3 separate regions of the Homo sapiens genome follow, and all the other regions are linked to region 3. The links are chromatin loops, found by intact Hi-C in ENCODE. Cell type or tissue: endothelial cell of umbilical vein. All regions are shown on one strand. Region 1 overlaps ABCB11 (ATP binding cassette subfamily B member 11). Region 2 overlaps CERS6 (ceramide synthase 6). Region 3 overlaps LRP2 (LDL receptor related protein 2).

Region 1 (8,000 bases), 190 kb before region 3:
TTAGCAAAGGCATATCCCTAAAACATGAAGAGGGAGATGTTAGAGAAATTTTAATGAGAAAAAAGGAAAAATAACTAAATCACTTACTGAAAAATAACATTTCTTACCTGTAGAAATTGGGTGAAAAGAGATACACAGCCCATTGCTACAAAAAGTAGGCACACACCATTGATCTGTGACCTTTGTTCCTCTTTATCAGGAATTGAAAAAGTCTTGGAAAGATAGTAAACAAGAAAGTAACTTTATTATAAATAGAAAAATAAATCTATTTACATGTTTAAAATGAATTTTTCTTACCATGTCATTATATATCTGTCCAAATTCATAAAATATACAACACCAAGAGTGAACCCTAATGTAAGCTGTGGATCTGTGATAATGATGTGTCAATGTATGTTCATTAATTGTAGGAAATGTATCATTCTGGTGGGAGATGTTGATAATGGGGGAGGTTATGCGTGTAGGGTGGTAGGGGGTATATGGGAAATCTCTGTACCTTCCTCTAATTTTGCTGTAAACCTAAAAGTGCTCTAAAAAATAAAGTCTTTTAAATAATGGTTCCACTTTAAACATGCTAGTAATTAAACGAAAGTTAGCTAAGAATATGATGACGATGTACTACAGTCCTCTGTGGGGCGGAAAACCTGGTGAATGAAAACCAATGGTGATGACTTACAGAATTTTTGTCTTGTTATTTTGCCTTTTTAGGCAATTGTGTTGGTTTTTCATCAACACAGATGAAAAGGATGATAAAATGATTAAAACATTTAAGTAATAAAACTGAGAAAGAAGGAAGAAAGGAAGGAAGGAAAGGAAGGAGGGACAGAAGAAGGAAGAGAGGACGGAAGGGAAGAAGGAAGAAAGGAAGCAAAGAGGGAGGGAAGGAGAGAGGGAGTTATGAAGGAAAAAGGGAAGGAAGGGAGGGAGGGAGGGAATCGAGATCTGGAAATGTTGTCTGGGACAAAACTCAAAGTTGTATTAATATTTTGACCGATATCTTTCTCTATTACTAAATGAAAGAAAATATGACTTTCACTCAGGTAATTTGCCGGTTAATTAGTTTTATAGACTATACAGCATTAAAAAAGAAACTATCAAAGCATTGACTGGAATTGCCTTAGGAGAGAAAAAAATTTCATTCATCTGATATTGAGGTTGTTGCCTCTAACTCACCAGAAGCTGAAACATTCCCCCACCCCCTAAAAAACTACGGCCATTGTGAGTGGGAGTTTTTAGTGTATAATGCTTAGTAAACTACACTCAAACGTATTCTGAATTTACAGACATCTGTTCAAGTAACTGAGGATCTTGTTACAATAAGAAAAATGAAAGAACATACTCCAATGACATTGCCTTGTGGTGAAATGGATTTTGTGCATAACAGAACCTTTGTAATTTAGGCCAGGTGAGGGAACTGGGAAGGTCAGAAGTATGCATTAGAGAGCTATACAATACATCTTTATTCATTTTCCTGAATTAATTTGAGTCATTAAAACAGTGTCAACAAATAGTTGTTCAAAGGAGACCATTTATTCAAAAATATTTACTAAGTAGCTATTATTTGCCAAATAAATCTCCTTGGAAACAATATGTGCTACTCCATTAACAAATCCTTTTTTTTGTAAAGCAAAAGTAACCCGTTCAAATTATGGCAAATTACAAAGTGAGTAGGAGGGGTTCTAAATTAATGAGATTTTACTGTTTGTAGGATGAAGTTTCTAGGGCCTTCATGGTGCTCAATACTGGTAAAAGTGGGTTCAGAAAGTAGCACAGTAATTCTTCCCAGCATAGCATAACTCGTAAGTTTACAGAGTCTAAAAATTCAAAAATTTAAAGATAAATATTTTTAAAATTACTGTGCAAATACCCTGAAACCCCAAACTGCGATGCCACAATTCCCATTCCTCCTTAAGGTCACCTTTTATAATGATGGTCTATAGAACAGCAGATTTTCCCATTTAACTCTTATAGATGGAAAATAAAGCCCCAAACATCAAGTTGTTTGTTCAAGTTCATTAAGCTAGTGGTTATTACTAGATAAGAAAATGCCTGTTTTTTGGCTTCTGGTGCAGTGGTTTTCTATTGGGTATGCTCTTTTAGCTTTTTGTATTACTTACCTTCTCAGTGTTAAAAAAAGAAAGAGCATTTAGCTAATGTTAAAATTCATACAACTGTCCAATTCAAGGTTGGGCATCTCTCTATCCATAATCTTTTTTCACAAAATTCTGCTCCACGAGTTCTTTGTATATTCTTATTGTTGAAATGCAACTCCAAGGGCTATCCATCCATAGATTCCTCTGTTCCTTTACTAGTTGTAGTTTTGGCACACATCTTTGCTATTTTTGTAATGGTAAGTTTGTTGAAGGAGAAAACTAACATTCATTAACCTTTTGCTATGTGCCACATGTCAAATGCGTAGATTAACCTGCTGTAACTTAAATTAGGAATTATGATTCTCAAAACAACCCAGTGAGGTAGATTTTCTTGCTCCTTATACAGATGAGGAAATTTATCAAGGATAAATCACTCACCTAAATATATACAGATAGTACAGAGTAGAGACCTACTACAAATCCAGAGCTGGCGACTCTCACATCCATTTTTTTTTTTCCCCAGCATGCTACATCCCAAGTGCTGTGCTTGGAACATTGGCACATTTTCCAAGTCAAATGGACACAGGGAAAGTGAAGCAGACAAATTACGCCTTACATGTATATTGAGGCTTAGCTAGATTGGCAACTGGGCTCCTAATAAGGCCCAATCATTTGCTGGGTCCATTCCCACAGTGTGGTCTCAATACAACAAATGTGCATATTGTGCCCTTTAGGTATGTCAGAAGGAAAATAGAGCAACTATAAATAGACTCACAATTATACCCTGTGAGAAGAAAGCATCATGAGTTTACTAATGAACACATGATAATTATGCAAAGAGACAACCTACTCTACCAGAGAGGAAAAATAGTGGTTTGTTCGGCATCATTCTCTTAGCAAATATAACCCTGTGAGAACAAGAACGACGAGTAGACTTTGGATTTCATCACCTAGATGCTGCCTACTCTGGTCCTGCAGCCCTTAAGTCTCTAAGTCCATCTTAAGGTTTCTGGTTGTCACCAGAAGAAACACAGAGAATATTGTCACCACCAATGACCAAGCAGGTGCTCAAGAAGGACAGCAATTATAGTTGAATCTCTTTTTTTTTTTAACTTAGCCATTTCATGGACCACTAGAGCTGGAAGATATCTTAGAGATCATCTTTTAAATCCTGCATTTTGTAGGAAATGGAGACCGGGAGAAGAGGTATGACATGATCCCAGGGCACACAGGATGTGGTAAGTAACTAGAAGAGCCAGTTTCAGAAGAAAGATCTCCTGACAGGAAAGTCAGAACTCTCCACAGCAGCTCATATGCACAGTTTAGGTGGAGATGGGTGAGGATATTCTTTACTCTGCTTTTATAAGAGGTAAAGAAATAATCAGCAAAGAAGCTGACATTTTGGATTTCTTTTAAAAAGCAAACATCCAGGACACAGGCTTGGATTCTTTCTGATCCAACCCTATTCCCTACACCTTCTACACTAACATCATTGCCCAGTGAAATGCACTTCCCCAGCTTCTCCCTACTAGAATGTCAGCTTTGTGCAAGCAACACACAAACACACAATGATTTTCTTGTCCTCCACTCTATGCCCAACATTAGTTACAATGCCTGGAAAACTATAGGTGGTAAATATCTGTTGAATGATGAGTGGGTTTTTTTTTGTTGATGTTATCTTCCTCACAGACTGAAAACTCCACTAGGGAAAGCATCATAACCGATATGCATTCCCCAGTCCACAGCACCATGTCTGGGGAAGACAATCAATACAGATCTGTCGAGGGAATAAAAGATGATTCATTTTATATTTGGATATTGTACCTACTAGGAAATCAAGAAATATAAATTATTTCAAAGATTTTCAGCATAAAAGTTTATGGCACCATATAACTAGAAATTCAGTTAATCAAAGTTGAGTGTTTCCGATTCTCTACCTTTCTGAAATTAATGTGATTTCTTCACTTACCACAAGGGGGCAATGCGAAAACTACAGTGGTGGCTGGGGCCCTCCTTACACGATGGACTTGATTTTGTTTGTGGATTATCCAGGTTTTTCTGTACAACTCATGCTTGTGGGGTCATTTTTACGGTCAGGAGAGGTGATGTGAGAGAAAGAAATGGAGTAGGGAACTAAAATGTAAGCTTTTATCATTTAATAAGCTCTGACAATGTGATATGTTGGCAAATTCTATAGACTAGGATTCGGTAAACCTGGGCCCTAGTCCTGGCCCCATCACCTTGTACAAGTTGACAGTTCTAGGTTTCCTTCCTTGTGGACCTCAAAGGATTTATGTGTATATATGTGTGTGTGAATTTCAGCCAAGAAAACATGATCACATTTTTTTAAACTGCTTTTTTAAAATTAACTTTTTAAAATTTTTGTATATTTAGGGGGTACAAGCACAGATTTCTTACATGCATATTGAAGTCTGGGCTTTTAGTGCACCCATCACCTGAATAGTGAACATTGTACCCAATAGGCAATTTTTCAACCTTCATCTCCCTCCCATCCTCCCAACTTTTGGAGTCTTTAGTGTCTATTATTCCACCCTGTATGTCTATGTTTACCCATTGTTTAGCTCTCACTTTTAAGTGAGAACATGTGGCATCTGATTTTTTGTTTCTGAATTTTTTCACTTAGGGTAATGTCCTCCAGTTCTGTCCATGTTGCTGCAAAAGACATGATTTCATCCTTTTTATGGCTGAGTAGTATTCCATGGTATATCGTATTTTCTTTATCCAATCCTCTGTTGATAAAAATTTAGATTGATTCTGTGTCTTTGCTATTGTGAATAGTGTGACAATAAACATATGAGTGCAGGTATCTTTTTGACATAATGACTTCTTTCCCTTTGTATATGCCCATATGATGGCTAATACTGAGTGACAACTTGATTGAAGAATACAAAGTATTGATCCCCTGGGTGAGTCTGTGAGGGTGTCGACAAAGGAGATTAACATTTGAATCAGCAGTATGGGGAAGGCAGACCCACCCTTAATCTGGTGGGCACAATTTAATCAGCTCTCAGTGAATATAAAGCAAGAAGAAAAAAATGTAAACGAGCAAGACTGGCCTAGCCTCCCAGCCTACATCTTTCTCTCCTGCTGTATTCTTCCTGCCCTCAAACATCAAACTCAAAGTTCTTCAGTTTTTAGACTCAGACTGGCCTTCCTTGCCCCTCAAGCTTGCAGACAGCCTATTGTGGGACCTTGTGATCATGTGTAAGTTAATACTTAATAAACTCCTATATATATATAAAATGATATATATCCTATTACTCCCATATATATATATACACACACACACACACACACACACACACAAAATAGGATATATATCCTATAAACGCCTATAAATATGTATATATATGTGTATATGTGTGTGTGTATACATATATGGATATATATCCTATTAGTTCTGTCCCTCTAGAGAACGCTGTCCCTAATACAGCCCAGTAGTGGGATTACTGGATGAAATGGTAGTTCCATATTTAGTTCTTTGAGAAATCTCCATTCTGTTTTCCATAAAGGTTGTACTAATTTACATTCTCACCAGCAGTATATAAGCATTCTTTTTTCTCCACATCTTTGCTAACATCTGTTGTTTTTATACTTTTTAAAGATAGCTGTTCTGACTGTTGTAAAATGGTATCTCTTTGTGGTTTTAATTTACATGTCTATGATGATTAGTGATGTTGAGCATTTTTTTAATGTTTGTTGGCTGCTTGTATGTCTTCTTTTGAAAAATATCTGCTCATGTCCTTCACCTACCTTTTAATGAAATTATTTGGTTGTTGCTTGAGTTGAGTTCCCTATAGATTCTGAATATTAGCCCTTTGTTGGATGTAATGTTTGTAAATATTTTCTCCAATTGTGTAAGTTGTTTGTTTACTCTGTTGACTGCTTCTTTTGCTGTGCAAAAGCTTTTTAGCTTAATTTATTCCCATTTGTCTATTTTTGTTTTGGTTGTGTTTGCTTTTGAGGACTTTGAATTAAATTCTTTGCCTAAGCAAATGTCCAGAAGAGTTTTTCCTAGGTTTTCTTCTAGTATTTTTATAGTTTCAGGTCTATGTTTAGGTGTTCTATCTATCTTGTGTTAATTTTGTAAGTGGTGAGAGGTATGGGTCTAATTTCTTTCTTCTGCATACTGCTATCCAATTTTTCCAGCACCTTTTATTGAGTAGGGTGTCACTTCTTCAATGAATATTTTTGTTGACTTTTTCAAAGATAACTTGGTTTTAGGTATGTGGCTTTGTTTCTGGGTTCTCTATTCTGTTCCATTGATCTATGTGTCTATTTGTATACCTTGGTAGAATAATTTAGTCAGCCAAATAATATGATACCTTTAGCTTTGTTCCTTTTGCTTAGGATTGCTTTGGCTATTAGGGCTCTTTTTTTTAGTTCCATGTGAATTTTAAAATTGTTTTTTTCTAATTCTGTGAAAAATGACATTGGTAATTTGATAGTGATTGCATTGAATCAGTGGATTGGTTTGGGAAGTATGGTCATTTTAATGTTATTAATTCTTCCAATCCATGAGCATGGGATGTTTTTCCTTTTGTTTGTGGCATCTATGATTTCTTTTATCAGTGTTTTGTGGTCCTCCTTAGGGAGATCTTTCACCTCTTTGCTTAAATATATTCCTAAGTATTTTTTTTGTAGCTATTGTAAATGGGATTAACTTCATGATTTGGCCCTCAACTAGATCAATATTGGTGTATAGAAACACTATTGATTTCTGTAAATTAATTTTGTATCCTGAAAGTTTACTGAATTCACTTACTAAATTTAAGAGTTTTTGGTGAAGTCTTTAGGGTATTCTATAAATAATATGATTTCATCAGTAAACAGGGATAATTTGGCTTCCTCTTTTCTAATTTGCATGCCTTTTATTTTTTTTCTCTTGCCTGATTGCTCTGGCAAGGACTTCCAGTACTATGTTAAATAAGAGTGGTGAAAATTGGCATCCTTATCTTGTCCCAGTTCTTAGAATTCTTTCAACTTTTCCCCATTAAGTATGATATTTGCTGTTGGTTTGTATGGCTTTTATTATGTCGAAGTATGTTCCTTCTATGCCTAGTTTATTGAGAATATTTATCAAGAAGGGATGATGAATTTTGTTGAATGTTTTTTCTGCATCTATTGAAATGATAATTTTTTCCCTTAATATTGTTTATGTGATATATCATGTTTATTGCTTTGCATATGTTGAACCATCCTTGCATGCCTTGTATAAATCCCACCTGATCATGGTGTGTTATCTTTTTGATGTGCTCTTGGATTCAGTTATTTTGTTAAGGATTTTTACATCTATGTTCATCAGAGATATTGGTCTGTAGTTTTCTGTTTTTGTGATGTCCTAGTCTGGTTTTGGTATCAGGTGATATTGGCCTTGTAGAATGAGTTAGGGAGAATTCCCTCCTCTGATTTCTAAAATAGTTTCAGGAGGATTGGTATTAGCTCTCTGCCTGTTTGGTAGAATTCAGCTATGAATCCTTCTGGTCCTGGGCTTTTATTTTTTTTTGTTAGGAAATTTTTTATTACTGACTCAGTCTTGCTACTCATTATTAGTCTGTTCAGGTTTTCTATTTCTTCCTGATTTAATCTTGGTAGGTTGCACGCTTCCAGGAATTTATCTATTTCCTCTAAGTTTTCCAGTGTAGGTTTTCATAATAGTCTGTGATAATCTTTTGTATTTCTGTGGTATCTGTTATAATATCTTCTTTTTCATTTTTGATTGAGTTTATTTGGATTTTCTCTCTTTTTGATTAGCTAGCAGTTTATCAATTTTATCTTTTCAAAGAAACAATTTTTTGTTTCATTGCTCCTTTGTTTTTTTTTTTTTGTTTGTTTCTATTTTGTATAGTTCTGCTCTGGTCTTTGTTATTTCTTTTCTTTTGCTAA
Region 2 (8,000 bases), 370 kb before region 3:
CACTACCCTATAATTAGTGCAGTCTTATGTTATAAAAGAAAGAAGTTAACTATATTTGGGGACAAAAAAATATTTCAAGAGTTGATAAAGATTACCTGTGCAGTGCAGAGCACTTTAATGCAACCAGCTTTCAAGAAAAAGCCCTATCTAGTACTTGATGTTGATGTTTTTATTTTGCTGAGCAAAATAAAGCCAATGGGAGAAAGACTATTTTACCCTTTGCTTTTCTCCTTAAACGTAATCCAGATGACTTTCCTGTTACTAAACACTGAGCAGCATTACACTACAATGCTTCTTTGGTTTCCAGGAATTTTTTTCAAATGGGGCTGTTTCTGGAAAAATGAAAAATTCTATTGGACAATGGCAATATCAACAATGAGGAAAATTACTGAAGAATAAGTTTCCATAAGTCTCCTACATAGCAGTGTTATTTATGTACAGATAAGAAAACCATATGTCAGCCAAAGATTTTATCTCTTCTTCTAACTTTTAGTAAGAGGAAAAAGGGATTATAAAACCCTTCATAAATCAAGAAGGCCATCACTTAGAACGAACCCCAAACAAAAATGCCATAATATAAATGTGTGAATCAGGGCTGTGAAGACAACAGCAGAAATGCTAACAAGCGTGCAGAAACACCAGAGAGTGCGTATCCTGCTCAGAACCATTCACATTTAATTCAATTCTTGGAAAAAATTAAAGCTTTTTGCCCACAATTTGCAATCTGTGGGTTAATAGTTAAAAGAATGTTCCCAACCAAAAAATTCTTACCGTAATATTATATCTTGCCCTACTTATTTACAAAATAATATGTTTCTGTTATGGTCCTTAGTAATAATTGAAGAGGCTTAGAAATACATCTGCTTGTTTATTGAGAAAACGATGCAAATAATTCTGCTTTTAGAGCCTTGTTATTTTATTTCACAAAACAGGCATATGTCTAGGAGTGTAATTTGTGGATGGTTGAGTTTGTAAGAACAATCATAAAAGGACTTGTTAGTCTCCAGAACATCTGCTAAAATGCAAGTATATGTATAAGGTAATAGCATATTACAGCTGAAAATTTTGAGAAGGTAAAAGTTTCTTAATTAAAATATGAACATATTTAGCTTGCTTTAGTGTCTGGGGCAAGTCCTCTCAATGGCTAAAATTAACTTTAGAGATCCATGTGTTCAGGTTTAGATCATATGACACTCGAGCACAGAAGAATAATTTCAAGGAGGTCATCTTGTAAATTAAAGGTTTAGAAGAATTGCATAAAACGTAGTAAATGGGGTCTGTCATTAGCAAAGGCAAATCTAAGCAATCATTTTTCCCCCCAGAAGTTACTTAGAAGGAGAACTGGGAACACTTGGGGTCTCTCTAACTGATGGCATTCACTTCACACAGTCGTCTATGTTATCCAGAGATTTTTATTTCATTTTACATTTTAGGGCACAGTTCTTTGGGGCTAATTAAAATGGGGTTTGCAGGCTTTTTATGGTGAAGAATAATATATCTCTGTCTATAGCTTTCCCATGGTAGCCTGATAAGGCTGAGAGAGAAAAATATGTGCAGTATCTCATCCTCCCCCTGTACCAGGCCATAGCTTTGAAGTGTATTTTGTAAATTCAACTATAGGTTAGTCAGAATGCTGTTTTTCGTTAATTAACTTAGCCTGTGTTGATATCTCCTCCTTCCTGGTCACATTCAAACCTTCCCAGAGTACAAAGGGGTATGTAGAAAGGATTCCAGAAGAAGTAATACTTTATTCTCTAATGTTAATAGCTTTTCTGGATCTCTTAGTAGGGGGAAAGTAGAAAATCGAGTAGAATTTGGCCTCAGGTCAATAAATGATATAAAAACATGTGTTCTATTTATGTATATATATGTATGTTTCTCCAAAAAGTGATAAAACCAAAATATCACTGACTCATCCCTACCCATATTCTTTTCATAAAACCCACTCACCAGGTACAATAGAAACTTCCCTCCTTGTTTGTCAGCCTCCTGTTCATGTTCCCCACACACCTGAAGGTGGTAGAATCTTTTCAGCCTCTTAGCCAGTGAGCTAAATATGGCTAAGCACAGGTCATAAGAGCACCTAAGGCCAGCATATAAGCCAACTACAGTTCACCTTTCCAAATTTGGTCCTATGGATGTTGAGCATAGGGAAGCAACTCTCAGTATTTTGGATTATTCAAGTGTATGTGGTAAAAATGCAGATGATTGCTGCTTTACCCCAGGGTTTATTAGCATCCTACTTCTGCTGGGCTGCATCATTATATAATGCCACAGGCATCTAGTCAAGGTAAAGAAGCCAGAAAGGTTAGGCAAGAAGTGAGATAAAATCAGATCACCTTTGATCAAAATGGTTGGTGAACCTCCACATGTCCAGTTCTGTTGCCAAACTTTCCATTCAGAGTATTTGGTGGAGTTTGAATTTGAGCAAACTAAATGCCTTCATCTTAGGTAGAAAGGGCCTGAATCTTCCATTTTATATTCAAACCTCATTGTTATTTGGCCTAAGTAAAAAGTCAGATTTCATTTCCATTTACCTGAGTTCGCTTTAAAGAGCTTTTCAAAGAGAGCTTTATAGACACCCACAATTGTCCCCAATCTCTTCATGATGTTGCATTAATAGTTGTTTTTGTCCCTTTCTTGGAAATGTTAATGCCAAAGTTGCCTGAACATTGGGCGGTTTTCTTAATTTGAAGTATAAAAATTATAAAGAGTAATTCCAAAGGTATTAAAAGATTGTTTAACAGTATGTGTGGTGATGTCATTATCTCCAGAGAGGCTTCAAGAAATCCTTTGGAAATAAAAAGTTAAATGTTTACATTTCATGTGGTATTTCAGGTCTTCAGGTTCTGATTAGCTTACTTTTTTCCTTTGTCTTTGGCTGATTTCTGCTTTGTAGATAAATAATAATAGCCCTGAGATGTTTCTAACATTTAAATAAGAAAAAAATCAAATCGAAGTCAGCCTGCTGGAAAAGTGATCACATGGCAGTTGCAGTAACTTGTATGGAAAGAGAAAATGCAATGAGCCCAGTTACTGCACTTGCCACTACCATGCTGTCCATGGAAGGAATAATCAGCAGTTCAGTTGTCACAAGCCGCCCTTGAAGAAAACGCAGCAAAATATTTTAAAATGAAGATATTGCAGTCCCCAGAGCCAGTGAAGGTTTCTTTTGGTAAAATGAAATTGTGCCATTGTCAAAGTACCCCGTAGTGATGAGCACTGACTGGTTCACTGGCCACATTTTAGTTCTTCATAATAATAGGCCACAAAAGGGCTCTGTGGTTTGCCTCCATGTGCACTGGCCCCTCCCCACCCCTAGGGGGCACTCAGTAGCTGCTGAGAAGGCCTGTCCACGAGGCTGTTGGAACCCCTCCAATAAATACTTAGAGGTAGTGTATCTGATGCTTGTTTTCGTGGAGAAAATTGTATTGGAGAACTTAAAACATCACGAATATTTTTAATAGGATCCGCAGACACCCAAAGGAGAAGCTTGGTCTTTTCCAGGTATTTCCAACTTGAGTTCAACCCAAAGCCTTTGAAAGGAATGCATTACCACATGACCACATGCTGAGACCCCATGGGGTCTAACACGGGACCTAAGAAAGTCTCTGCAGCCAGATAGTACATGGTGTCTCCACAAAACTAGGCATTCTGGAGATTGCCCAGAAAGGGATGTGAGGGGACCGTTAAGATCTGTCTTGCTTATCTCATGCACTCACATTCCTTCAGCCTCCTGGAGTTCCTGATAAAAGGAAGCCAGGGTGTGGACATTTTTTAGCTATTGATTTCCCAATAGCTTGTGGATCAGTTGTACACCCACACTTCCTTCTCTGCCTAATTCCGTTTTTCTGGAAAAAGTAGTATGCCCATGTATGTGTGTTTTTCTTAACACAGGTCCATGAAAGTTTGGCTTCCTGGTTTGATGTCTGTTGCGTGGCCTGGAAACCAGGGAGCAGCAACTATTGAGATGGTTTCTGTGTTCAGTGAAAAATTCTATTTCATTGAGACAATTTTTTCTTTATCCACAGTAATTTTTTGACACTGTCATCATGAAACTACCCTTAGGAAAATAAGATTACCTGCAAAAAAAAAAAAGAAATGAGTTATGGAATAGGAACAGTTATGTGATGATTCTGAAACTTTAACTTAGAGCTTCATTACTTTAAGAATGGAAAACAACCTCTGAGTTTGATTTCCCAAAGTTTCATAAAGCCCCTAAGCTCATGATTTTCATCAACTCTTTGCCCACATAGTCATTTACCTCCACAGCCGTTTGTTGTCATAGAAGGGGTGGTGGTGTTTGGATTTGATTTTTTTCAACTTGCAGTGAGAAATAGGATAGGTGACAAAACCTTACTTGTTTTCTTAAGACAATTCAGTGCTTGAGCATCTCTGTCAGAAATGGAATGAAATACTGTTAGCCAATTAGAATTATTTTATGTATTGTTATTGTGTTTTGCTGATTTTTATATGAAAATATAATTATTCATTCTTGATCTCTGGAAGCAATCATTATTATGAGGATCATTTTACTTTGGAAACACTTTCATAATAAAGATAAGTATTAAGAGTGCAGTGTAAGTGCCCTTTACTGTAAATGCTAACCAGCTCGTGTGGGTAAAACATCACATCTCACCTGATGAGGTTAATAAAGGCTCACATCATCCCAGTAGATTGTTACAAGCCTCGTCAACTCCCAGTATCATTGTGATCATTGAGAAAGTAATGTTACGTTAACTTGGATAGACTGTAGTATCTCTTTGAAAATTAAGATTAAAACCTCAATGCTAAATTTTATGTAGCACTTTATTCTGGAAAACATGGTTTATAGAGATCATCTGAAATATATCAGGTTATGCTTATTTTTAAAAAAATTTTAAAAGAGGCACCTAGGATAAACACCCAAAGCACAACACAAAACTTCCCTTCTCTGTGTATGCACCCCTCATCGGAGTTTGGCCCACATCATCTTCTCTTGGTTTGTACCTCACTTTGCTAGAACTTCTCTCCATCTTTCTCTGTCTTTCCTGTGAAATACCTCTCTCAATCTGCTCTTCTGCTCTAAGCTTAGGTCTTCTAGTACTCAAAAGCCGTAAAAATAGCACTGAAATTCAACCAGACACCCCACCACTATCACAAGTATTATAAAAAATAAAGCAGATACCCTATTAAAATCTTATAAACATTATAACCACCCCCAACAATAGAATAACTCATGCTGATTTCAAGCATGAGTTATTCTAATAAGTTAAACCACCAACATTCCTCTGAGACACAAAAATACAGACTATGAAAAAATATACTTTTTTGGAATCCATGAATTCTTCAGTTCTACAAAACATAGCATAATCTAATGCTATAAGCATCTGTCTTAGTCTGCTTTCTGCTGCTGTAACAGAATACCACACACTGGGTAATTTATAAAGAATGGAAGTTTATTGGGCTCATGGTTCTGGAGGCTGGGAAGTCCAAGAGCATGGTGCTGGAAACTGGTGAAGGTCATCACATGGCAGAAGGTGCCACATGGGAGAGCAAGCATGCTAGACAGAGGAAACTGAGCCAAACTCATCCTTTCATCACTCCTGAAATAAAAGCATTAATTCATGCATAAGGACAAGGTCCTACCTTAAAACTTGAGTTTTGGAGAGGACATTCGAACTATAGCAGTATCTCTCCCAAGTAGCCAAAATGCAACTCCCTTTTCTCTAGGCCCCATTGCTTACTACTGGGGCTGCCATATCCAACCTAAGCATCTGTTATTCCTGCCTCCTAATTCTGTTTCCACCAGCCGTGCTCTTGCTTCAGTGGGAACAGTGGCAACAATGCTAACAACATTGAGAGATGATAGGACAACAAAGGGGGAGAGCTGTGTACCAAGAACTACTGGGATGCTGGGTGGTCCCTCAGAACCAATTAGCACAGTAACTGGATCCTGGGACCCACACCCTTAATTATTCTCAAAGTGCTGGAGCACAAAGAAACAAAAGTTATATTATTCCTAAACATTAAAATTTTAAATTTTTTAATTAAAAAAAAAATTAAGGACAGGGTTTCTCTCAGTTGCCCAGGCTGGAGTGCAGTGTTGCGATCATAGCTTGCTACAGCCACAAACTCCTGGGCGCAAGCAATCCCCCCAAGCTCAGCCTCCCAAGTCGCTGGGACTAGAGGCACACACCACCAAACCCAGTTAATTTTTTAAATTTTTCATAGTGGTGAAGTCTTGCTGTGTTGCCCAGGCTGATCTCAAACTCCTGACCTCAAGCAATCCTCTCACCTTGGCCTTGATGTGCTGGGATTACAGGCATGAGCTACTGCACCCAGCCTGAAATTTAAAAATTATATAAAGTCTGCCTTAGCCAAGGTCCAGGTGGGAAACAGTCACTGTCAGATGGTTAAGTTGAAGAAACTTTAATAAAAGGATGACTTTACAGAGGCATGGGCTGGATTACATCAAACAAGGGAGAGTGAGGCACCCAGAGGCTAACAAGTATGGGAAGCCTTTACCACCCCTGGGTTGTAACCAGAGGCCAGTGAGAGGGGCTAGTATGGAAGAGAGGCCACTCTTTGGGGGCTACAAACCTGGATGGAAAGAAAATACCCCAATGTCTCTCTCTTCCTGCCTTGTTATACCACGCATTGGCTGGACTCAGCAGAAAGCTGACAGTGCGGAGCCTGGGGGACGTAGGCTACAGGGTTCAGCCTCCCATGGTGCACAGCAACAATAGATGCGGGAGAGCAAACCAAATAAGCAGCATAAAGCCAGTATTCCTAGAGCCTCCCATAGAGTCTGGCATGTAATAGGACACAAGAAATGTTTGTCGAAGAAACAAATGAACCCAGTTACGAGAGAACTAGTAAGATGGGAGCTGTTAGCAATTAACATTCCATCTATTAGGAAACAAGCAGGAGACAGTACTTTGTCTCCAACTCTTTCTGAACTCAGGATTTCCCTGTGTGGGTTCCGCTTCTCTCACTGGTGCCTCAGGCACAGAAGCTGAGGGGCTTTATGGCAGGCTTGGATAAGGGGATTTGACACCAGCATCCCAAGTCCAGGCATCACGGGAGGGAGATGCAGGACTGAGACTAGAGAAGTGGCTAGAAACAAGCTAAGAGGAACTGAAGAGAGAGGACATGAAGAACTAGAGAATGAATGAAACAGTTGTGAAACAAGGCAAGAAGGTCTATGCTCCAGCATTCATGACTAAGTTTTGAAGCACATCTTCAGGTAAGAAGTTTATTTTTTTTTAACTTACTGAATAATATAAAATATCTGCAGAGCCAAAAATAAACAGCAAAGGCTCAGTTCCCTGGCTGCGTAATTCAATCACTCAAAAATACTTATAGAGAGCCCACTAGGTGCCAGGAATTATTGTAGACACTAAGGACAGAATGATAAATAAGACAGATAAGTTCCTACTTCTATGGAACTTACAATAAAGGGAAGCAAAAAACAAATAAACAAGGAGCTGCACATCATATATCATCAGGGAAATGCAAATTAAAACATCAATGGGATACTACTACAAATGTCACAGAGTGGCCAAATTCCAGAACACTAACAACACCAAATGTTAACAAGCATGTAGGGGAACTCTGTTGATTGCTGGTGGAAATGCAAATGGTTCACACACTTTAGAAGACAGTTTGGCAGTTTCTTGTAAAATTAAACATACTCTTCCCGTATGATCCAGCAATCATACTCCTTGGAGTTTACCTGAAGGAGTTGAAAATTTATGTCTGCACAAAAACCCATACATGGATGAAATTTATACATACATAGCAGCTTTATTCATAGTTGCCAAAACGTGGAAGCAACCAAGTTGTCCTTCGGTAGGTGAATGGATAAGCAAACTGTGGTACATCCAGATAATGGGATATTATTCAGTACCAAAAAGAAATGAGCTATCAAGCCACAGAAAATATATGGGGAAACTTAAATACATGTTACCTAGTGAAACAGCCAATCTGAAAAGGTTATGTACTATATGATTCCAACT
Region 3 (8,000 bases):
CTTCTCTAGGTGAATTTTGTTCTTTATAAAAAGTATTTATTCTATAAATGACAACCTTCAAATAATCATTTTGAAACCATACTCACCATTGCCATTGACCTGTCAATAGCAGTCTCAGGTCCAAAACCAGACACTCCAATATCCATGTTAAGATCTGCCCCTGATCTGAAGGTCACCCCATTCCCATTTTCAGAGGGCTTGACGAGACTGCTTAAGCTGGAAAGAAGTAACCAAAACAGTGTCTTGTTATTTAAAACAACAACAACAAAAACAACAAATACAACCTTTCACAATAGTACCCTCTCCTCCACATTGCCAAATCTTCCTCAAATGTAATGCTCAATTCCCACTCTAAATTTACACTGTCAAATATGGTAGTAAGTTCCCTTAGCTACCTGGAAACGTTAAAGCACATTCCTGAACCATGAGATCTAAAAGAAAAAGAGTCCAGCACATAGAAGGATAAAGCCTGGGCCATCACACAGCTGCCTTTTCACTCCTCTCTGACCTGAACACCTACCAGTAGGCACAACCATTTGGACTACAAAACACAGCTTGTCACTCAGGCTTTAGAGAAGCACTTGACTAAGAAGTTGGGATTTGAAGTGACTGCTTTACATCCTCACTACTTTTTGTTTCTGTGGAATCGGTGAACTGCGTATTGTGCTTTTTTAACTTAGAAAGAAAACTAAGTCCTTCACATGGCTTCATATGAATTTCTTAGGCTTCAAACATCAACGTTCCCCATAATGAAACTGACCTTGGCAGCTTGGGCAGAGCAGGCAAAAGGGAGCCGGTCCTTCTATAGTGGAAGAATCCTGCAATTGCCAGAGCTCCAATTACGACGATCAAGAGGATTGTCAACAGCACAGCTACTGCGGCTATAGAAGAAGATAGCAGAGAGCACATCAACACATGGGAGCCCGCAATCCTGGCAGAAACTGGGGGCTAGAACCACTCCTTCAAAGACTGGGTTAAGTAGAAAAGCTGTGACAGCATTCAATGTAGGGGCCATGAGTAATTTCCAAGTTGCTCACATTCTTAAAACTTACTTGTTCCTGGAGAGATGCCTTTTGAAAACGCCATTTCACAATATTTTCCGGTGTAGCCGCTAGGACACCTGAAAGGAAAAAGCAAATCATTCACTAGCTGTTATGTTCTTAGGCTTCTACTGCATTTTTCTGAGCACATCCTGAAGTAGAGAGAGCTTTGACTGCATAAATTACATGTTGAACAGACAATGTATCCTGCATGACTTTTGTTCATTCTGCCAAGAGAAGACAAGCAGAAAGAACAGTGCTCTGATTTTAGAAATGCACTTGTAATGGAGTAGCTGTGGCACTGAGGGGGTGAGTCTGGCCACGAAAACCTATTGGTGTCTAATCTATGCAATGCTTCCTTAGAGAGTACAAATGGAAACCATGGTTATGTTTCTTTCTTTTATATGCTTTCATTAAATGCTTTTTAAAGACATCCATTTATCTTGCTCCATGTTAGAGTTTTCGCAACACAGTCATCTTCTTTCCGAATCCATCCCAGTCTTTCTGCTCATCACGAGTGCCTTGTACTAAAGCAGCCCTGCAGACAGCTCTTCTCCCACAGCCCTGTTGTAATCAACAATACCAGGTGAGTAGGAAAATGCTGCTGCCAATTCTCTAACTCCTTGCTCCCCAAAGTGTGGTCCAAGACCCTGTGGCCTACCTAGAGCTTGTTAGAAATGCAGAATCTCTGTGCGTGAGAATGGGCACTTGAACCAGATCTCCACGGGATTCTTATGCACATTCTAGTTAAAGAAGCACTGCCTCAGTTCTCTGTAGACTCCCTCAAGGGAAGGCAAGCTGGTTAAAATGTAAGAATTAGTGAACTGGTGAGGTTCCTGTATTTGTTTTCCTGGCTACTTTAAGGTCTCAAATTTCCCCAGAAGAGGCAAGGCCTATAGCTGGGACCTCAACATTCAGACTTACTTGCATTTGGGGAGGTCAGTCTCATCAAAATAGCAATTTCCTCCGTGCATGCACCTGCATGGGGGGGGCAGGTTGATAGGCAGTTCGATGGCTGCAGGAAGGGAAAGCCATGCAGGTGTTAGTCAGCTGTACTCAGCAGAGTGCCCACACCATGCAAACCGGCCCAGGTTAGGGGTGGGAGGAGGGGCAGGCCAGCCAATTAGTCTCCCTGTCAAAGCTTACCTTCCCCCTAAGTCCAGTGAGTTTCCTTAAGGTCTTGGAGAGTAACATACATTTAGTGGAAAGAAAGGGGGCAGTTTATAGAATTTTTCCCAAAAAACAATGGAGAGGTACTAGACTCTGGAGCACATATATTAATAGTTACAAGAACCTAGTGGTAAAATAATCTCTTAAAATATTCACATTCTCATTTGAAGTTTTCAGAATTCTCCTCCGTGAACCCAGTTAAAATCAAGAGTTTAATGTAGGCCCACCTTGAAACTTCAACTAAAGACACCAAAGCATCAGTAATTGATCAGTCCACAGGCAGTCACATAGCTACAGATATAGAGATATTTGATAGGCAGTTAGCTAGAGAGCTCCTGAGTTTTCAAGTCCTCCCAAACTGCCCTTACTCCAAGTCCCTGCTCCCAGCTAGGCCTGTACATACTCCCAGGATGTGCCTGATGGGGAATTAGTGCTTCAGTGTCTTTTATATTGAAGATGCTTAATAAGTATAGGTTACATGTGTATATTATTTAAAGAGTCTAGATACCCTCCTGGCTCAGTCCTTCAATCTGAGTCTCCACTCAATGTTCACTGTATCAGACAGGTCTTCCCTGAACACTATCTAAAGGACAATCCCCACTCACCCCATCCTCATCCCTCTTCCTCTGCCTTCATTTTCTCCATAGTACCACCTGAACTACCATGTATTTATTGACTTCTCTATTTATTGTCCTCTTAGAATGTAAACTCAATACACACAGGGGGTTTTGTCTGTTTTGTTCACCTCTGTTACCTCCAGCACTTAGAACAGTGCCTGGCACATAGCTGGCACTCAAGAAATCTCACTGGACTAATTGCTTAATTATTATACCAAACCGAGGCCCTATATGGAATGACTGCCATCATTCGTGTGCTTACTTCGGTTAAAGTTCTTTAAAACAAGAATCTTAATAAAATCCACTTGGCAAAAAGTTTAAATGAGAAAAGTAGTAGATGAGGTGACAACCAGGACCACACTGCTCCCACGATGTGAAATTGCAGTAAGTGGCAAAACAATCTATCCACAGCATGGAACAAATCTCAAAGCCTGAAATTGTCATTTTGTTCCAAATATGGCTCGAAATATTGGATTCCTACCAATATTTCCCCAGTAGCGTTGGGATGAGTGCAAGAGTAGGGGAAGAGGGGTGACAAGAAACAGTTTTTTCTCCCTGGATTCATTCCCTAAACCTGCCAACTCCTCAGCCTGTTTGGAATGAGTCAAAGGGTGGTTCCTGGTCTAACTGCCTGCTCCCCCTGGTGGTAGAAGGTGGTTAAGCGTTTTCCTTTCCCCATCAGCTAAAACTGGGGGAAGGCCCCAAGGATGTGAGCCATAAAATGGGCCGCTAGTGAATTGCAGGACGACTTTTTCACAGGCTTTTCCAGCACCGGATGCTAGTTAGGGACACTAGTTATTCGCCCCCATCCGGCTTATTAACTCCTTAAAAGAGTCATTGAAAAAAAGTCTTGCCAAGAATAGATCACCCACAGCGTTTGGGACTAGAATTAAACCACAGCTTCCTCATGCTGGTCTTCGTCTCCTGATAATATAAAGCACTTTTCAAAAGGTAGCCCTTTTTCAGTTGTCAAAACTGGACATGGTTCTCTACCCTGAGGAGCTACAATTAAGGTTGAGTGGATTCTGGGGCAATGGGAATCCAGCTTGAGGTAGAGGTCTTATAAAAACTCACTCTTCAAAATGTCTTTACAAAACAACACAGCAATAGATTTAGGGACACTGGATCTATATTTCTGCAGATCTTAGCAAATAATTCTCAGCAGTCACTGGAACACAGTTCTGTTTGCCCCCTAAGTCCCACTCAACTCTGTTCATACCTCCCACATCCCTTAACCCTCCTTCCAGCCATCCCCACTCTGCTGCAAAGGACCCAGCATACAGGGATTCTTCTGACTCCTGAAGGCAGCAGAGGAGTGCTCCCAGGCCCCCATAGCTGCTTGGGCAGTGCTCCTACCTGCATCACACTCAGTGGTGCTCCCCTCTATAAAGCTGGAGCCTTGGGGACAGGCACAGCTGTATCCTCCAGGTCTCAGAAGGCAGAGGTGGCTGCAGATCTGTTTGCAAAGGTTGGGCACTGGAAAGCGGGTGAGAACAGCAGTTAGGTCCTGACAGAATGAATAACCTGAATACCCAGCAACTGGAAGTGGCTCTGCCAGGTGACAGCAGAGCCTAGGCATCCTCTCAATACCTCTCGTCCACGTGTCAGCTGGCCACTCACCCTCATTTACACTATCATCTCTGCCACCACACTGCAGTGGGATAGTCCCTCTCTGGGCCCTCCAGCCAATTTCTGTACCACTCACATTTTCTATTGGCATCACTTATCTTCTCTGCTGCCCTGAGAGGTTTGGAAGGTGGGTATCTGGTTCACTGCCTAACCTCAAAATCTACTCAGTGCTAAACAACTTGAGATGGTTCAAAAGACCAGTGAGATCCACATATTATACCAAGATTTGTCACTACCCAAAACTGGACAGATCATAACATATGGTCTATCCAAAGTATACTGGATGTGATTTCCACCCCAACCCTCCAAGGAGACATTTCTTCTGGGTTTCAGTTACCTTAATTGCAAGAAAAGGGAATTTAGAGCAATGGTTCCTCATAATCACCTGGGAGCTATTCAAAACTATTGATGCCAGGCCAGGCGCGGTGGCTCACACCTGTAATCCCAGCACTTTGGGAGGCCGCTTTGGGCGGATCACGAGGTCAGGAGATCGAGACCATCCTGGCTAACACAGTGAAACCTCGTCTCTACTAAAAATACAAAAAAAAAATTAGCTGGGCGTGGTGGCGGGCACCTGTAGTCCCAGGTACTCAGGAGGCTGAGGCAGGAGAATGGTGTGAACCCAGGAGGCGGAGCTTGCAGTGAGCCGAGATTGCACCACTGCACTCCAGCCAGGGCGACAGAGCAAGATTCCGTCTCAAAAACAAAAAACAAACAAACAAAAAAACCTATTGATGCCCATTCACAGAGATTCAGATTTGAATTGGTCTGGGGTAGAGTTCAAGTATTACCATTAAAAGCTCCCTAGGTAAGTCTAGAGCCTTATTAATTCTACCTTAGCATGTATTATGATTTATCCAAGGGTTGTACTGGAGTGGATAATCTTTACATTCCTTCTCAGACTAACATTCTGTGATCCTGATTGTCTGTCATTCAAGATGTAACCACAGACAAAGCATAGCTATAAATTAGTAACACATCTTCCAAAAGCCTCCATCAATATCTGTCTCATTACCATTTCGTCGGCCCTCCAGAGTGGAGATTTTCAAACTTGAATGTGCTATCCATCACCTGGGGAATCTTGCTAAAATGCAGATTCTGATTCAGAAGGTCTGGGGTGGGCCTGAGAGACTGCATTTCTAGCCAGCTCCCATAAGGATCCCAAGACTCCTGGCCCATGGCCCACACTCTGAGTAGCAAGGGACTGGAGCAGCGGTTCTCAAAATGTGGTCACTGAACCAGCAGCATCAACGTCACAGGAGAACTAGAAATGCAAATTCTTAGGCCACCTCAGGCATATTGCATCAGAAGTGCAACAGATGGGGCCCACGAATCTATATTTAACAAGCTCTCCAGATAATTCTGAGGCATGCTCAACTTTCAGAACTCTTGGTTCAAACAGGCTGGGCTGGGGCTGTACTCCCCATCCCCACCCCCACCCCCACCCCCACTCCACCAGCACTTTCCAAAGGAGCCGCCTTCCCTGAGCATCAGCTGCCGGAGGGAGATGCTTTTCCTTCAGGGGCAGCCTCCAGACTTTCCTCTGCCTTCTCCTCAGGGTCCAGAGGCGGTAGGGAGGGGAGATAGCCTTTCCAGGTGTACTGTGCCTTCCTCTCCTACCTTTAAAATTGCCAAGTGTGAGAGCCGCAAGGGCACTTAGGACACAAAAGCTATTCTATTGGTAGGGTCTGGAGTATTCTGGAGTGTTTTGGTGATATACTTCCAAAACAAGGAAGCCATGCCCTAGAAAAGGCATTTGCCACCCCTGTCATCTCATGGGAGTCTCAGCTTTGAGTTGCAATTTTTCAAGGCTGATCAAGGTCTCAAAATATCAGCAGACTCAAGACAACCCCAGACTCCACCCATGACTCACATATGGGGACAGGAAGGGAGTAACTTGTCAAAGGCCACATATCCATAGCATTCAACCTGGGACTTTGGCATACTGAACACTGGGCCAATACAGCAAGATGCTGAGTTTTGGGTTGGATAGAATTGAACCTAAAAATTATTTCATTTCTGAGATTAAAACTCACCCATTTGTTATGTGACTTAGGCACACAAGTTACTAAATCTGTCTCGGCCTCAGTTTCTTTATTTGAGATGAGAATAAAATGTCTTTATAAGGTTTGGGAGGTCTTTATAAGGTAATTGAAGTAATAGATGGCTGAATTAACACTGAAGAGAGAATTTGACATAAGAACTTAGTAAAAGGCTATTTCCTTTCCTCACTTCCCTTTGCCTTTCATCTTGCTCCACACACTGCTGAAGGATAAATTAGCGCACAGGTAACCTGAGGAAGCAGGGCCCAGAAGTGGGAAAGTGAGACAGAGGGGAGCGGGTAGGAATGCACATGACTGGCCATTTTAAACTAAGACCTACATATCTCAGGTTGACCTGACTAGCCTAGCCTTGCAATGGGAAGGATAAGATTTCTGATGCCTATGAAACCCATTTTGTGACTTGTTAACCCAACTCACATTTAGCAGGGGACTGATGTCTGCTGGATTCTGTGGCCTAGAAGTACATATCCATCACTCCAAACAATGATGAGGGCTAATATTTTTACTTACCTGCTGATGGTTTGCATAATTTCATTTGACCACCAATTTTATCTTTCTTTGGTGAAAATGGTTAAAACGTTCCTCTCCCCCAGCAAACGTACATACACATATACCCCTTTCATGCACCAAGAGATTAGCTTGTTGTTATCTACTGCCATCTTCCAGCAATATAGCCATTATTTTGAAATAAGATTTCCAAGTAATGAGGAGCATCTTATACCAAAGTTGGTGATTACCTGACTTATTGTATCTGAGTTGATGAAAGATTCGAACTTGAGTGAGCCAAGGGTTCACTACCAGCGTTTTCTCTTTCTTTCCTTGCCCAAATTTATTTTGTTTCCATACTTCTCCCTTTTCCTTAGATATCCAGTATAACTGGTCTTCAAAGATGTCCAGGCTGTAAGGGTTCATTGCTGCTTACCCACAGGGGAAAAACAAAACAGAAGGTTATTGAAAAGAAAATACCCACTACACCCTACCGCCACTTCTAGATCTGATGTCATTCTGCTTGAATTATTCCCTCATACAATGCCTTGAAGCTCTGGGAATATTCAGGCTGACTTTAGCTACATGGGACTGTGAAAGTGTGCTGCATTAGGAGGTCAAGAAGATAGAAATTAAACCACATTGATGTATACCACCCGACACCAATCACAGGGCCCTAGCTCACTTTCAAGTTACTGATTTTACTGCATTTTTGGAAAACAATTTAAATGGCAAGATTTTATGTTTTCTTTTGAACATAAGACATCTATCTGACCAAATAGGAAAAATGTGATATGTGCTGGGTCATTGCAATTCTGCAGAGTCTGAACAACAACAACAAAAAATGTTCATCTCCTAGATATTTACAGTTGTGCATACTGGGCAATCTAGTAAAGTGAAAATGAATGTGTCCAGAAGCGGTTAGACATGAATTAACATTGGTACACATGAAACCACCTCTACTGGGGCAACCTAACAGGAAACTCAGTTATTTC

What was found. Hi-C counts contacts between places; a loop is a spot of excess contacts. Peaks named below come from ENCODE experiments on the same cell type or tissue, not always from the same donor. Only the 100,000 strongest peaks of a DNase experiment are listed, where the experiment ranks them.
Region 1: it touches region 3 in a loop (4-fold over the local background); 7 of 110 quality-filtered maps call a loop at or near these places.
Region 2: it touches region 3 in a loop (5-fold over the local background); 4 of 110 quality-filtered maps call a loop at or near these places.

The regions. Positions count from the first base shown.
Region 1 is chr2:168,944,750-168,952,749 of GRCh38, forward strand. ABCB11 (ATP binding cassette subfamily B member 11) reads right to left here. Exons shown (of 28, transcript NM_003742.4): 20 at 108-212; 21 at 1-17. Among named protein-coding and RNA genes, the nearest start is that of G6PC2, 47 kb to the left of the region's middle. In endothelial cell of umbilical vein, a CTCF peak has its summit at 4,068 (motif pointing right); no DNase peak of the experiment used is centred here.
Region 2 is chr2:168,770,557-168,778,556 of GRCh38, forward strand. CERS6 (ceramide synthase 6) reads left to right here. Exons shown (of 10, transcript NM_203463.3): 10 at 1-4,578. CERS6-AS1 (CERS6 antisense RNA 1) reads right to left here. Exons shown (of 3, transcript NR_045787.1): 2 at 4,265-4,395; 3 at 1,395-4,082. Among named protein-coding and RNA genes, the nearest start is that of CERS6-AS1, 12 kb to the right of the region's middle. In endothelial cell of umbilical vein, a CTCF peak has its summit at 3,330 (motif pointing right); DNase peaks (open chromatin) are centred at 395, 3,395 and 3,835.
Region 3 is chr2:169,138,491-169,146,490 of GRCh38, forward strand. It overlaps LRP2 (LDL receptor related protein 2), which reads right to left. Exons shown (of 79, transcript NM_004525.3): 70 at 7,257-7,433; 71 at 4,184-4,303; 72 at 1,965-2,055; 73 at 1,053-1,120; 74 at 761-881; 75 at 87-216. Among named protein-coding and RNA genes, the nearest start is that of DHRS9, 73 kb to the left of the region's middle. RefSeq lists a silencer at 3,289-3,583. In endothelial cell of umbilical vein, a CTCF peak has its summit at 3,467 (motif pointing left); a DNase peak (open chromatin) is centred at 3,451.